2 separate regions of the Homo sapiens genome follow, and region 2 is linked to region 1. A link is a loop called in an ENCODE intact Hi-C map of the cell type or tissue named here. Cell type or tissue: dorsolateral prefrontal cortex. All regions are shown on one strand.

What was found. Peaks named below come from ENCODE experiments on the same cell type or tissue, not always from the same donor. Only the 100,000 strongest peaks of a DNase experiment are listed, where the experiment ranks them.
Region 2: it touches region 1 in a loop (4-fold over the local background); 4 of 110 quality-filtered maps call a loop at or near these places.

The regions. Positions count from the first base shown.
Region 1 is chr12:78,190,294-78,198,293 of GRCh38, forward strand. NAV3 (neuron navigator 3) reads left to right here. Exons shown (of 40, transcript NM_001024383.2): 35 at 6,954-7,108. Among named protein-coding and RNA genes, the nearest start is that of LINC02424, 170 kb to the right of the region's middle. In dorsolateral prefrontal cortex, no CTCF peak of the experiment used is centred here; no DNase peak of the experiment used is centred here; H3K27ac peaks cover 4,837 bases.
Region 2 is chr12:78,558,667-78,566,666 of GRCh38, forward strand. No RefSeq gene overlaps it. Among named protein-coding and RNA genes, the nearest start is that of LINC02424, 200 kb to the left of the region's middle. In dorsolateral prefrontal cortex, a CTCF peak has its summit at 4,109 (motif pointing right); a DNase peak (open chromatin) is centred at 2,205; H3K27ac peaks cover 6,532 bases.

The DNA.
Region 1 (8,000 bases):
GTGAGACTTCCATGTTGTACATGGAAAAGAATATCCATCTTTTTTTTACTAGAATTGTAACCTGGTGAGTGATCAAACTCTGTTTCATGAATTTGAACAAGACTACTATTTTCAGTAACATTCAGTTATCAGGTACTCCCTAAGATATTGGGAATATACAGAATAATATGACAGGTCTCCTATGGCATGGTTTCTCTTAGACATCCACCTAGAAACTGTTACAGTAGAAAGAGGTCCGTGCACAAGCAACAAGGAAGAATAACTTTTCTTGGAGGCATCAGAGCTTTATAAAGGGGTAATAGTTTGTTGGATCTTAATAGATAAGTAGGAAATAACATGGGTTTTGCAGGAATGGAGATTTGGCAATAATTAGAATATTCCAAGCAGATATTCTGGGAGCAGCAATTTGCTTATGTCACATCTCCCTAAAATTTTTGTTTAGGAACCTTAGGAAAGTTAACAACATTCAATTTCACCACCATCTACGGTCTAATGTGCCATAGTAATCAGCCTGAACACTCAGATATTAAAAAGGCATGAGGGCCTATACGGCGTAGCCTGTACTTTCTTATTTTCTGAGTAAAACAAAAAATCCTAAAAAGGAAATAGTTGATGGCTAACATATTTTTAACACTAACCTAGTTTTACCTGTAATTATTTATTAAAGTCTGAATCAATGAAACCTAAAAGTTTCTGTCGGGAAAATGCAACTATTATAAGCAATACCTTGAGGGAATCCCAATTATACTGGGTCATATTACTCTTTCAAGGATAACCTGGTTCAATGATCTAAACTGTCCCAGTTTCTCAGAAACCTGAAATCTGCAAATTTTCAGAAATAAATGTGACTCCCAAGAGCAGCCCAAACCCATTAGATTCTTGAAATAAGCCAGGCATATAGCTTAATGAACAAAAAGTATTAATTTTCTCACCTGTAAAATGAGGGAAATAGTAGGGCTATTCTAAAGACTAAATAAATGAGTGTGTATATGCATGTGTGTGTCTGTGTGTGTGTGAGAGAGACAGAGAGAACAGCGCAAGTAGCAAGCACGATATAAGAGTTGCTTGCAATTTTTAATTATAGCCCTTGGCTCCCAGTGAAGATTTCTCTCACAAGCATACACACACATATGCACAGTGCACGCGCACATACACATACAACCACACACACACACATCTTTGTTCAAAACCGTTTTATATGTGTCCTTCAAAAACAACGATGTACATAAAGCACAATGGGATCTCTTAAAGTTAAATAAATGCAATACATAAATTCTGAATATTTCCTTGGAACTCAGACCTATTCAAATGTGGTTGAACCACCATCTAAAGAAAGACATAGAACCTGAGGTAGAGTATTTGGCTCTTCTCTGAGCAAAAGTAGGAAGAGCACAATTGTCTGTTTGCTTCAGCTGACATGTTTAATGCTTCCTGTGAATTCTGTCTCCTCATATCTTTATATAAAAGCCTTTTAGCACAGTTTTAAATATTTTCAGCCAAAAAATATGAAAGGTTTGAAAGGCCTCTTAGTCATCCTCAATGTTTGTTTTTTCCTCAATGTTGGTATGACAAAACTCTTTACAAGGTACTTTTTTTATGGAATAAAAAAGTGTTTAGAAAATAAGAGCAAAATAGATTTATTGGAGGAGACCATGACATTTTGATAAAGTTGAGGATCACTTAAAATCGTTTTGAATTAAATAGATGAAGTTTCATTAGAATGTAGTTAACATGCTAAAACAAAATAGGTAATTCCCATTAATTTTAAAACATAGCTTTCCCTAAAAAATATCTATCTGTCTATCTATCCATCTATCTATATATGTATGTATATATTTCAGCTTAGGAAAAAAAGTTTATTGCTTAGAGATGTTCTGTTAAGAACATGTTAGTGTCCTATTAACTTTTTTATGAAATATTTCCGACACTCTTATTTTTTGCTTTTTCAGAGTACAGGCTATTTGTGCCATTATTAGGCCAGTTCAGTACTTCATTGCAAAATAATGGGCAGGGGAAAAGCATTGCCAAGCATTGGCAGAGCTAATGATGCTAGGAAACAGTCATAGGAAGAAACTGTTTTTATTTTTTTATTTTTTATTATTTTATTTTATTTTTATTTATTTTTTTTTTGAGACAGAGTCTTGCTCTGTTGCCCAAGCTGGAGTACAGTGGCACGATCTCGGCTCACTGCAACCTCTGCCTCCTGGGTTCAAGCGATTCTTCTGCCTCAGCCTCCTGAGTAGCTGAGACTACAGGTGCCCACCACCACACCCAGCTAATTTTTTTAATTTTTATTTTTAGTAGAGACGGGGTTTCACTGTGTTAGCAGGATGGTCTCAATCCCCTGACCTCGTGATCCACCTGCCTCGGCCTCCCAAAATGCTGGGATTACAGGCATGAGCCACTGTGCCCAGCCCAGAAAGAAACTCTTGAACAAATCACAATAGCATTCATTCCCAAGAAAACACAAATTATAACTAAAAAATATTTATTTTTTATGTTATTCCTTATGGTTTGAAGATATGAACAAGCTATCAGTAATGCTGAATACAAACTCGTTGCCAGAAAATTTGGACAATTTTTGCCAAATTGACAGAGAATACCCACTATTTTCCTGGGAGTTGGGGGTGAGGGTAAGTGAGGATAAATATAAAAAAAGAGGGGATGACAAGTTGAGATTGTGTTAGGGATACCAACAGTGTAGATTTACTGAAGTAACATGATAATGAGGCATGAAATAATAAATCCTGTTCCTGAAAACCTGGAGCTGTGTAAATGCTGACGCATTTTATGCTGTGCCATAGATAGCACTGAAGAGACAAATCCAAAAAGCACTTACTGATTCAGAAAAAAAGAAGAAACTCAAACCACAAATCATCAAATGAAAAACATCTTTTCATGTTTTCAGTACCTCTGCACTTTACATTCTGTTCCTCTTCCCACACTTCAAGCCCTCCCTCAAGCTGCCAGCTGGAATATTTTGATTGAGAGCAGTACACATAAACAATTACACTTTGTGACATTCGATATAGTAGGCCCAGAGGGCTAGAGGTGGATTTAGTAGAGAATACATGGTCAGCTGAAGCCATTTGGAATGTTAGGCTGGAAAAGATCAGAAAACTGTACCTGATAGATTCCTTTTTAGTGTGTCTGGAGTCAGCATCTGAGAAAGCAGTGATCTACCATTTTTATGTAACTGTGGTGTTCCACCTGTAGTTTCAGAGTATGGGATTCATCTCATTGCCAACTCCCATCTGGTAGATATGCCTGTTTCCTTCTACCTGACTAGATCTGGAAAAAAGACTTTTAATGCCGGTGCATCAGTGCCTCAATCTAAGATTTCATTTTCATCAAGCTAGAGTGGGTATCATGAAGTTATTTCAAGGGAATCTGTGAAAAACTCCTCTAAGTTATAGGAAAAAAGTTTATTTATGTTTGCCTGTTTCTACATCCATTGCTTTATACCTACCATCAGATTCCCAGGGGATCCACTACCCTCTCAAGATGAAAGAAAGCCACATTATAATTAGAACCTAAAGGCTCTGATTGTCCAAAAATGACCCAGTGACCTGCTAATTACAAAACTCAATTCCTTTGTGCCTCCCCACTCTCTCTCTCTCTTTCTGACATTCATGTTATCATTTTCTCCTTGTTTCCTGCTCCCTGGTAAATTGCTTTTCAGTTTTTTTCTCTCTGCTCTTCCTTCACTTCCCAGTAAATGAAACTGTTTTTCTTTATAATGAACTATTCTGTTCTCTCTCACTTTTATTCTCCTTTGGATGACTCTTGTGGCTTCAACTTGGCTTGACTTGTGTGGTTGACTTCAATTAAACACTATCAGCCATGCCCATTCTCCCAAATTTGTAAGCTTTCTATCATCCTACACATATGTTTCTATTCACCTACTAAATATACCTGTTGAGAATTGACAATTTCAGCCCCAAACACATATTATAAGTTTATCCTCTTCCATTGCTTTCCAACAAAACCACCCTCCACCCCAGATTAACATCCTCCTCTGTTGTTTCTTGGATTTCTACAATTATTTTTTAACTACTTGATACACGATTTCCTTTAAATTTCCCTTCTCTCTTTTTTTGGGATATATTCATTCACCTCATGGAACATAGAATATCTTTTCATAATTAAAATCTGATCAAATTTTTCAATGTTTTCTTATAGATTTCTGTACTACATCAAAAACATCACGTTGTTCCTTGTTCAGTCCCTTAGTATCTCTAGGCTTCAATAATTTCAACATTCTCTTGGCTGGTCTTGCTTCTTCCTTTCAATATGCTCACCACATGTTAAATCACCATTGTGACTACTTACTCAGGTCACCAGAAGAATGTTTCTTCACTGCCAAAAGGAGATGTCCAGCGATCTTACTAATCATTTAAGGTTGCAGTTTCCTTTACAATTTCATTACCACCATTTCCTTTCACAAAACACATATTCTTAGCTTTTTTCCTACATGGATATCATATTTTCGTGTTTCTGACTGGTTATTCTTCTCTATTTGGAAAGCTCTTCTGTTGTGTTTAAGCATCAAGGTATTACCCAATCTTTAAAATAAGGGAATAATAGCAAATCATACTGCCACCACAGTACATTTTCCAGACGCTACAATCAATCTTTACATACTATAAACAAAATCTTTGATCTATACTTTTTTGAAGTAGTGTATTATTTTGACTGTGAATTATTGTTATATATGTATATGCCTGACCTTCTATTCCAGGAAGGTAATAAGCTTCTTAAATGCTATTTCCTTTTCTAATTAATTCTTCTATCTTTCACATTTCTGTTTCCTTGGATAAATAAATTGCTTTCCTCTACTGAAAACAAAGAAGCAAACAAACATATCAATGTTCCACACTTCTTTATATAATAAAATGCAACTTCTTCTGCATGGATTCAAAGTCTTTTTTTCTTTTTTATTGCCACCACCAGTAGCATGTACTATATTTTTCTATAACCACAGAACACTTATTTCCCAAAACACATCATACACTTACACTTTTCAGGTTTCACTTTTTATTCTTTAGATTTCAATCCTTTTTATTATTATTATTATTATTTGCTTTTTTTTCCCTTTTAACCACTGTACTCTGTTTTTCTGTGAACCTTAAGTCTGGATTAGATGCCTCTCTTATGTCTCCCTATAATGTTTTGTGCATTTCACTTAGCACACTGTATTGTGAATCACTTGCTCACCAGCTTCTCTGCTTATCAACTCTAAGTTTCTGAAAGACAGAAATTATGTTTTATCTCTAAATCCCTGGTGCCAGCAGGATGTGCCAGTTGGAATTAATCTCTTTCCCTCCTATAGGCCACATGCCTCCTTTATCCTCTCTCATGGAATGTTTTACCTTGCATTTTGTAAATTCATCATTATTTACATGTGTGCCTACCACCCCACTCAGGCTCCAGTGTTACCTCCTCCAGAAAACCATTCTTGACACCCAGCAGCTAGGCTAAATCTCTTCCCTTGACTTCTCATATCTCATAATATATTTATGATATTATATTGATATCATTTGTAACATTTAAATTCCAGTCCCTAATGTGACAACTCTTAGAGCTTGCAGGGGAAACCAGCCTGATTACCCTTTTTAGTCCTCATGTCCGGAAAAGTACTTGATGCAGTTCATAATAAATGTTAAACCTACTTAAACTCCATTGATAGCAGGAATCAGACTTCACTATTTTTGTATACCCAGGGCTTGGTCTAAGGCTATGAACGCAGTAGATAGACAGTGCATATTTTATAAACGAATGAATGACTTAATGTAGCTAAATTAGTGACATAAATTTTATTTTTTCTTTTGAAGTAAATAGAATTCTCCAGAATATTCAACAGTTTTAAACATATTTTTTTCTGCATTCTCTGACTTAGGCAAGATTTATTTTATGTGATTAGCTCAATAGAAAACAAATAGTACTTTATTTCCTTAATACATTTTTATATTTGAACATAAATAAAAATTACTAAATGCCTCAAAATCCTGGCCCGTTGTTTTATCTCCTACTTTTATTTCCAGCAGTGGTGTTACAGACAGAGAGAGGTTGCATCTAGAGTGAGCAATTCACATATTTACCTGGCTGCCAGAAACCAAAATCATGGAATTGTTTTATAACCCTGAGCACGATTTGCAAATTGAAAATGTCATTGTAAATATGCAAATATTATGGAAATGTTCTTACTGATTAGGATAATTTTAAGAAACCTAATTATGTTCCTGGCCTACCCATCTGTGAGAGCAGTCAATCAGCAAACTGGTTATCATATTTAGATTAAAAGCTATTAGACAGGAATAATACCTGTAAAAGAACCAATAAACTCAGGAGATGCTAAATTTTGTCTTTGTTTAAAATTACAGCAATTGCATGCAGATTATAAATAAATAATAAGCATACTTTTATCAAGGTCCTATGGCTGTACTTTTAGATATACCCCATCTACCTGAATTAGAATTAACACATTAAAAATATTAGTGGAACCTGAGAAATGCCATTTTGAATTTAGTTCATACTTGAAATATTAAGGTTGCTAAAATTTACTTTTATCATTGAATACCAAAACTCAGAATAAAATCTCAATATATGTGGTTTATCATAAGAGTTCATATCCAGAACTCATTTTGGCTTTTCTTTCAGGGAGAAAACCACTTAGAAATATGCCGTCATGTTTATACTTTTATATTTGCTGCAGGTGTTTGGTACTGGATCTTCTATTGCTTTCCTTTTTCTTGCTTTCATTTAAAAAAATTATTCTGTCAGCAATATATGGTTTTTGATTTGTAGGAAAAGATTTTACATCAGTTGAATAATCTATGACTTTAATGAAAGAAACGGAATAGAGGACAAAGAGTGCTATTCCTAAAATATTAACTGCTTCCTATTAGTATAAATTTATCACTGACGTATCTGTTTTCTTCATTTTTTAAAAGGAATTGCAACAATATCTAGCTAACCTGGCTGAACAGTGCAGTGCTGATAATAATGGAGTGGAGCTCCCAGTTGTAATAATTCTTGATAATCTTCATCATGTGGGCTCTCTGAGTGATATCTTCAATGGTTTTCTCAATTGTAAATACAACAAATGGTATGCTTATCAAATATTCTGAATAATGAAATATGAAATAATTATCATCAAATTTGCCTTCTTGTACCTGTATGCATTTTTAAAATTTGTTTAATATTTAATTTTTATTTTTTAAATTGACAGATAAAACTGTACATATTGATTGTGTACACCATGATGTTTTGAAGTAAATGTACACTGTAGAATGATTAACTCCAGCTAATTAACATGTGAACTACCTCAGTAGTTATTATTTTTAGACTTACAATGGCTGTCATTAATTTGAGAAACCCTCTTTAATATTATACCACAGTTTTAAAGACTCCATATGCATTCCTTAGAATATCTATGTATTCATTCAACAACCATATCCCAGGCACTCTTATGGAAACATTACTTCCTTGATGATGTTAGCTTCTGCAGACATGATGAACATTTGCGAAACCAACAACAACGTTGGAATAGTTTTAATCAGGAAAATTAAAAACTAACTGGAGCCTTTAGAGCTCTGGTTTCATTCTCAGTTCATATTAAAGTTTAAATTCAACCTTTCTATAGAGATAAACTTAATATATTCAGATATAGCTCCCTCTATTAATGAGTATGATTTTTAACTATTTACAATAAAAGGAAAGGTTAAAGTAAGGTATTAAAAAATCTTAAAACCCACTAAAGATTCATTGTGGCATGGCCTCTAAAGAAAGGACATATAAGAATATCAACATAAAATAAATAGTTTTAATAGTGTCAAATATTCCAATTATCTCTGCTAGAGATTTTTGGAAGTTACAAACGATCAGCATAAAATAAGGAATGAAAGAATACAAATTTTCTCACAATATTAATATTCTTTAACATAACTATGAAATATTAAAATAGTAAAAGTTAATAAATTTTATCATAAGCATTATAA
Region 2 (8,000 bases), 370 kb after region 1:
TAAAAGATTCTCTAAATTTGTTGCAAGAAAGTCACAGAAAGCTACCTTTCAATGTCTGTTTTCTATAGCTGGAGGGAAGACTGGTGGTAAAATGACCAACAACCAAAATGAATTATGGATAAACTGAGAGCAAATAAACAATAGGAGTTAAGAAGATGAGGATGTACGTGCCAAAGGGAGAGGGTAGAGAAACCATTGCTAGCAGTCTAGGAGCTCCTGATTTCCACGACTGGACAAAATTGGGAACTACTAAGAAGGTGTGGAGCTACTCACCACCTTCATCAGGTTAGAGTTCTTTATACCATGAAAGTTGTGCTAAGATGGAAATAAAAGCACGAATTGTTTAAATACCTTCAAGCAGAAAGCAGAGATTTAAAATGTTCACGAAGAGGAAGAAACGGAAATATCTACTAGAGAGTCAAGTGGCATTGACAGTGATTGAAATATGACCAGGTTTTCAGTTTTCTGTTGCAGAAAGGAGAAGAGGGAGCTACTTGAGGAAAATATTTGGAATAAAGGAAAAAAGCACACAACTCTTTTCTTAGAAAAGCCTGGTAATGAAGTGATCGAGTTTTATCTTTATTATTTGCCATCAAACTCCTTAACTTAATTAGAATACTTACTGGGTTTCAATATTTTTTATTTTAAATTAAATGTTACCCATTATTTTAATTTTCTTATCCTTTAACCTCTCTTATTTTCAAAACCAGTAAGTTTTCGATTCTTTTATAGAAAAAAACCTGGGCTCATTTTAGCTTCTGTAACTCTGTTAAAGCAGGCTGAAAATGGATTATGTTGAAGATGTTTATTCATGAACAACCAAATATCCCATTCTTTGCTGAAATTACAGCTTTAGTTAATTAGTTACATTGCAGGCATTTACACTTCTGTGGGAGGAGCACAATAGCACAAGTTGCTTACAGGAACAGCTTCAAGAATATCCTGCTCGTAATACTCACACGTTATAAGGACATCAACCATTTAAAATGTGTTTCTTTTTACTCATGTTAATTTGCTGCCTTCTTTTGCTTATCTCTCTGGAATCTTGGCCAATGTATACCTAAATGACCAAGAGTTCTCACCACAAATATTTAATGAAATAGTTTTCTATGAAAATTTGTTTCTTAAGCTTTAGTTCCCAGTGTGTCCGTGAATTCTTTACTCTCTACCTTTGAAATATTCTCTTGCTTTCAGTTTATGTCAACAACTCACCTTGCCTAATCAATCTCTCTTGTCTCTTCTGTTGCAGAAGCTATCATAATGGAAATGGTGGATTTAAGATTCAAGATTTAATTTCCAATTCCATATGCTCTTTGACCACATCCTAAGAAAGCTGTGAGATTTCAGTATCCCATTTTTAAGCAAGCATTTGTTGTAAACAAGTCTGGCAGATGGCCACAACACCTGGGACAATTAAGCCCAAGGGATGCTTGAGTAGTTTCTAAGGCAAGCAGAATCTTCCATCTGCTCAAATGGCACTTTTGGGGTTTAAGCAAGCCTGTGTGGGCTACTCAGGGTTTATTCCCCTCACAAGTCTACTCTTCTGTCTCCAAATACTTGCTGGCTGCCCCTCTAAAAAGTAGAGAAAACAGGAAAATATATATTTACTCTATTTTACAGCTGTCTAACTGCTTTAAAATGGATAACTTAGCTCTGCTGGGCTTATCCTTAAGAAACGAGATCAAACAGTTTTCATGAAATGCCACTCACATTTTAAATGCATGAGTTATTTTGGTTTATTCTGTTCTAGAATTTTCCAAAGCTAGAATTAAATGCTAAATAATCAATTTGCCCATTTAAAAGATATTGGTGCACTATGTAACAGATTGTGGCTACCAACATTCTGAGCCAGTCTTTCCCCTCCAAATGCCCTGCCTTCCCCTACACACATTGAACCTACTATTTAATTTTGTATGATGGAATCTTGCCAGATCAGTATGGGGAATATATTGTTTGGAATCTAGGTTGTTATTCTGAAGGTTTATTTCTTCTGGTAAAAACACAAGAACATTTTCACAGAATACGCAAGGTTTTTTGCTTGTTTCTGTTTGAGACTGCACAGTAAGTTGGCTAGCACAAGGAAGCTCCTACATCCTTGCAAACTTCAGTCAAATTGCCATGTAAAGTCATTGCCAAGTTTTCAAAATTGAGTCTGGACTGCTATTCCAATTCACCACCATTCCGCCTCCATAGCAGATGGTGTTCACTTATGCAGGGGACGCAGATGAAACGGCATGGTGGAGGTGTCATTCCACTGCTAAGGTTTTGAATTTTCTTGCTCTGAAGAACTCGATGCCAAAGAGTAACAACTTATTGATCTTCACTCTCTGTCATCAGCTAGTGTCCATCTTTTTTCCCCATTTCCTCCATCTCACCCACTCCCCAGCATCACTTCTGGGTCATAACTCTTCCCCTTCTGAATTATTTTTTGCAAGCACATTGATGTTTTGCTCATAATTCCTGAATATGCATTTTCAGTCCTGAACCTCAGTGCCTATCTAGCTTTCATATGTAGGCAACCTTATGGTATAACTGGAAGAATCTCCTAAATACTGAGACTTTTTGAAACCTGACAAAAAGTTGAAGAATAAGAGTTTGGCTCTTGGACTCAGATCAGACTCAGATTTGATCTTGACTCTGCCACTTGCTATCAGCATAGCACTGGGGCATATATTTGACCTATGCTATTTGTAAAATGGAAATAAGTATTCTTTGGAAACCTCACAGTGTTTGGAGAATTAAATGAAACTGAATTTATGTTTGGTATGGTAAGTGATACATGATTATGCTCTTCTCACTGCCAATTTCCTGATAGTCGTAAGCGTCCAACATTAGAATTACTGTCTTTGCTCCTTTACCTTCCAAATCAAATCCATCATCATGTTCTATTTATTATGATGCCCGTTTATTTTCTGCATCCATGGCTACAAGCTCAGTCCAGACCATCATCTCAAATCTATATTTTGTATTTAAATTTCTTTACATTTTTCTATCCCTTTAACATAATTAAATTTTCTTTCAATTTTGCAAACATGATTTTAATTCAATTATGTGCCATAGAGATTGCTAGGCCACATTTTCATTAGAGTTGCTTGACTCCTTTGTAAGGCACTATTATTTAAGGCTTGGGCTCTGGAACCAGACTTCTTGAGTTAAAATGCCACCTCAATAACTTATTAGCTATGTAACTTTTAATAACTTACTAATGTCTCTATCTCAGCTGCATCATCTCTAACAAGGATATAATAACAGTATCTTATCTCATAATGGTGGTTATAAGAAAAAAAGGGCATAATGGATATAAACCTGCTTAATACATAGAAAGCACTTGTGATTTTGTTAATCATTATTATCCTCAAATATTTCTTTCAGCATCAGCCTCCCATTTTGAACACGCACAATGACAACCTTTTCATTTTATATCAAAATGAAGCTTCTGCATTTTAGTTCTTTATTAACTTCCTCATAATTGATTCACAGTAAGTTCTTTGACACATGCCTACATCCACACATTAAGCCTGCACATTTACTCACTTATTTTCCTCTCCTCCATGGTCCTGAGGCCCCTAGTCATCTGTGTAATCTCTCTGCAATATGAATTCTCTGACTCAGTAAACCATTATACATATCCATGTTTCTTCATTTTCATTTGATGTATCTTTGGATTCAGTGCACTTCCCTAAATCATTCCCACTTTTTCTTCTAATTTCAAATATCCTGCTTAGAACTCCTTTTCAAGAATCTTTCCCTTTCTACATGCTTCTAAACAAATCATTCTTGTATTCCCTCTGTCTTCAGAACAATTATGTTCTATTTGTGCTATATTAAATCTGTTACACCATAAGCTGGCTTGCATCTTTGTGCTCCAGCCATACTGGTCTCCTGCTGTTCCTGAAGCATGCCAAACACCAATCCATCTCAGGGCTATTGTGCTGGGTTTTCCCTTTAACTGAAAACAATGCTTTTCTCTGGATATCTGCATGATTTATGCTCTCATTTCATTCAGGTCTCTGCTCAAATATCACCACTACAGAGAATCACCATGTCACCCTTACATGTTTCATTTTTCTTTCTAGCATTTGACATATGTAGCTAGCTCTTATGTTTATTGGCTTTTGTTTGTTTCTCCCACTAGAGGGCAGGACCATTATCTGTTTTGTTGACTGTTCAATTCCCAGCTCCTAGCACAATGCCCTTTACGTAGTAGACGCTCAATATTTATGGAATGGATGAATGAATACATTGTAACCTAGCATCACCACCAAAAATAATTCTAAATACTTAAAATGTAGGGACTATGTATTGGATTTTTGTAACATTCCTTCATATATTGCCATAGAGAGAGAAACATCTGGCTTCAGAACAAGACTGGCCCAAATCCCCAAATTCTCAATTACTATTTGAGTAAATCCAAGTAATTTTCTCTCTGAGCCTCAACCTCCCTGTATATAAAATAAGCATAGTCATACTCATTATGATGGATAATTTTATCTGTCAACTATGGTGCCCAGTTGTTTGCTCAAACACCAATATAGATGCTGCTGTGAAGGTATTTAGATGTGATTAACATTTAAATTAGTAGGATTTTGAGTAAAGCAGATTACCCTCCATAAAGCAAGTAGGCTTCATGCAATCAGTTGGCCTTCAGAGAAAAGACTGAGGTTTCCAGAAAGATAAGTAATTCTGCCTCAAGACTGCAGCGTAGAAACCCTGCTTGAGTTTCCAATCTGCAGATTTAGCGCTCAAGATTGCAGTATCAACTCTTCTCTGAATTTCCAGCCTGGTCTGTTCTATAGATTCCAGACCTCCTAGCTCACATAATTGTATAAGCCATTTCCTTAAAATCTGTGTGTGTGTGTGTGTGTGTGTGTGTGTGTGTGTGTGTGTGTGTGCATGTGTGCATTTATATACGTATATACCATATTATTTTTCTCTGAAAAACCTTGACTAATAAAGCTACTTTACTTGAAGTTAGGATTAAATGATGTAATATGTTTAAAACTCTTATTAAATAGTAGCAATTATTACATGGTGAGTAAATAATTTTGCCAGGTTATTATGTCTGCCACATGGCAAGGGCTTAACAAGTATTTGATGAATGAATGAATAAATGAATGCCAGAAAGTGGATGTCTTCTGAACACATATTATTCCAGATGATTGTAAAAGCACATATGGCCAGCGTTACTCATTTCTTAGTATTATTTGAACCAGAACGTACAGCACATTGCATTCCCTGTGAAGGTCTAAAAATGTTATATACATATGCAACATTATTCACTGAAAATAAATCAGAATTTATTTTATGATAGCAAAAGTACTGTTTGAAAATGAAAGGAAGTCGAATGCCAAATTGTTCCATGAATCTTCCAGCAGCTTTGAGATAAGCATAATTTTATATATCTGAACACCCTTCATGAGAGTATTTTGAACACTAGTTAGCTAATTGGGGCAATGTTCTTTGGGGGAAAAACATATTATATAAATGTTGAGTATTTTAGTTTAGATGGAAATGGGAGGTGGTAAGGGATTACAAAAATATTTGAGCATCTGGAAATTAAGTACACAAATTTTAATATATAAATTCAGATGGTGCTCTGGTGAGACCGTGTTATGTTCTAAAGGACTAAAAAGATTGAAACAGTCACTGCTGAATTTTAGCAGATTTTTATGTATTGTAAAGGTATTTTTGCAGTATATGAACTCAGAGGCCTATGAGATGCCCTCACATTTGGGGTCTCCTCAAAGATATCAGCTAGAAGACTAAGAGGTAGACCTATTTGGCAGGGAAGGCAGGGCAAACACCAGGAGAGTGGTAGGAGTCTTTAGTGCCAGCAAGCATATTCTCAAAGCTTCTCCCATATAGAGACATTTAGGGAGTGGATAAGAGGAGAAGGGAATGATTGAAAGGACAAAAACAGGATGCTGGAAACTAAATAGCTTATCCTCGGTTTTGCTTAGCTTCTCAGCTAGAGTCCTTCAAAAGAAAATTATATTTTTTAATTCTACTAGGATTCTTACTGTGGTAAAAATATCCTGAAATTCAGCAGCAATGCTTGTTATCTTCCAGCCTTAATTTAGAACATGGCTCAACCCTGTTGCCCCTGTCTTTCCAATGCCCTGATTTGGTATTTGGGGATAAATGCTCTAAAGAGAAGATATTTATTAATTGGGATCACACCCTGTCTAAATTAGGAAAATATATCTACTACTTTTATATCTGCTTACATCACAAACCTATTCACTGGAATAACCAGATCTTTAAGCATTTTTAAATACTTATTTAAAAATATATTTTAACACTTTTATATTATACTGAGTTTGGCTTATTTCAACAGATGCTGAAGTCAGCCTACCAGCAATAAGATAGGGCAATAAGATAGGGAGCAATAAGATAGGGAAAATAACTGGATTTCAATTCCTTTCTCAGTATTTGAAGTCAAGCCAACTGCAGTTATTGGCCTCTAGATGTGTTCAAGCTGTCACTTTTTTTTTTTCATGAAAGTTATACAAATTAGAACATCAATGAATTGGAGAGATTTGAGAAAAAGAAAGAAGAGAATTAGAGGAACCAAAACCAGTTCATGGACTTCTGCCCCATAGAATCCTAGGTTCCCTAAGTGACATAAAATACTTTGGGGCTATGTGTGGCTGGCAAAGTAAAATTACATTTTGGACATAAGTTGAATCTCTTGTTTGAAAATAAGTGAGTTTTTTCCTAGAGCAATAGAGCTTGCAAAAATGAAGCTCTGAAAGATGAACTATACTTAAAATTCACAGTACATGTGTGCCCCATGTCTTAGCATTTGAAAGTTTTTTCCCACATTGTCTCTTGGCATAATCAATGCTCATTTGACTTGTAGTGAGCCCATGGCTTGGAGTGCACCACTCAAGAACACACAGGGACTGGTAGAGTTATTTAGGAAGAGCCATTGGGAAATCTATTCTAATCCAAGTAATCTGTAATTTGAGGGATCCAATCTCTAAATGCATGCCAATTATACCTTAATTTTTCATTAAGTAAAATGGAATTTGTCACAAATGACTTGTGTTGATATATATGGGTCTAAAGTGCATTCAAGCTGGTAACACCATTAAATAAGCTGTGATACAGGACTCAGCATGTGATTTTTTTTTTTTTTTTACATAGAAATGAAATCAGTTGTCACCAAAGCTTTAAACAGAAGAGAGGAACCTTCCCCCTGCCTCAACCTCTCTAGTTTTATAGCTCCAAGCTACATCAGTATGTATAGACACCAGTATGCACAGACCTTTTAGAAACACTTTTAGACCTTTTTAGAAAAGACTTGCCACCAAAATTAAAAATACTTACCAAACTAGATTGTAAAAGGAAAGATGTATGTTTTTACTTATTGCTTTTCAATTTTGATAAATTTCAGGTGTATCATTCTCTGCATAGCTCATCACTGTGCTCTTTCAAATGTTTCCCTTCCCAGAAATACACACATATTTATATATAAGTGATATATATACACATGCATACATTCATATATATCACATATTTTATATATAATACATATACTTGCCAAATTAGCATTCACCAACACACATGCAAAAAATTATCTTCATGAAATATTTTGTGCTTCCAGGTGAGGTGACAGGTCTGACTTCAGAAACCTGTCACTAAAGAGCTAGATAGCCTGGCAGTGCTTCAGATTTGCCAGTTGAAAACATGTTGGCCACAGGTTTTATTGTCCAGATCTGCTCAGTGAAACCCCACAGCAACAATGGTCATTACCAATAAGGCTACTAGATATTATCAGAGAATCTAGAGACCATAAATTGACATGCTGTATGCATAAATTTGCATATGGAATCAAGAAGCTCTTCATTCCAAGTGGGAAAATAAAGTGACTTCCTGAAAGCAGTGTTCTTATGTTTAATCTCAATGATCATGTCAGGACATCTGAAAGTTACAAGGCGTTGTGTCATGATGCTTTAGAAGGAGTGTGGTAGAAATGCCTGTGTTTCTAGTGACTG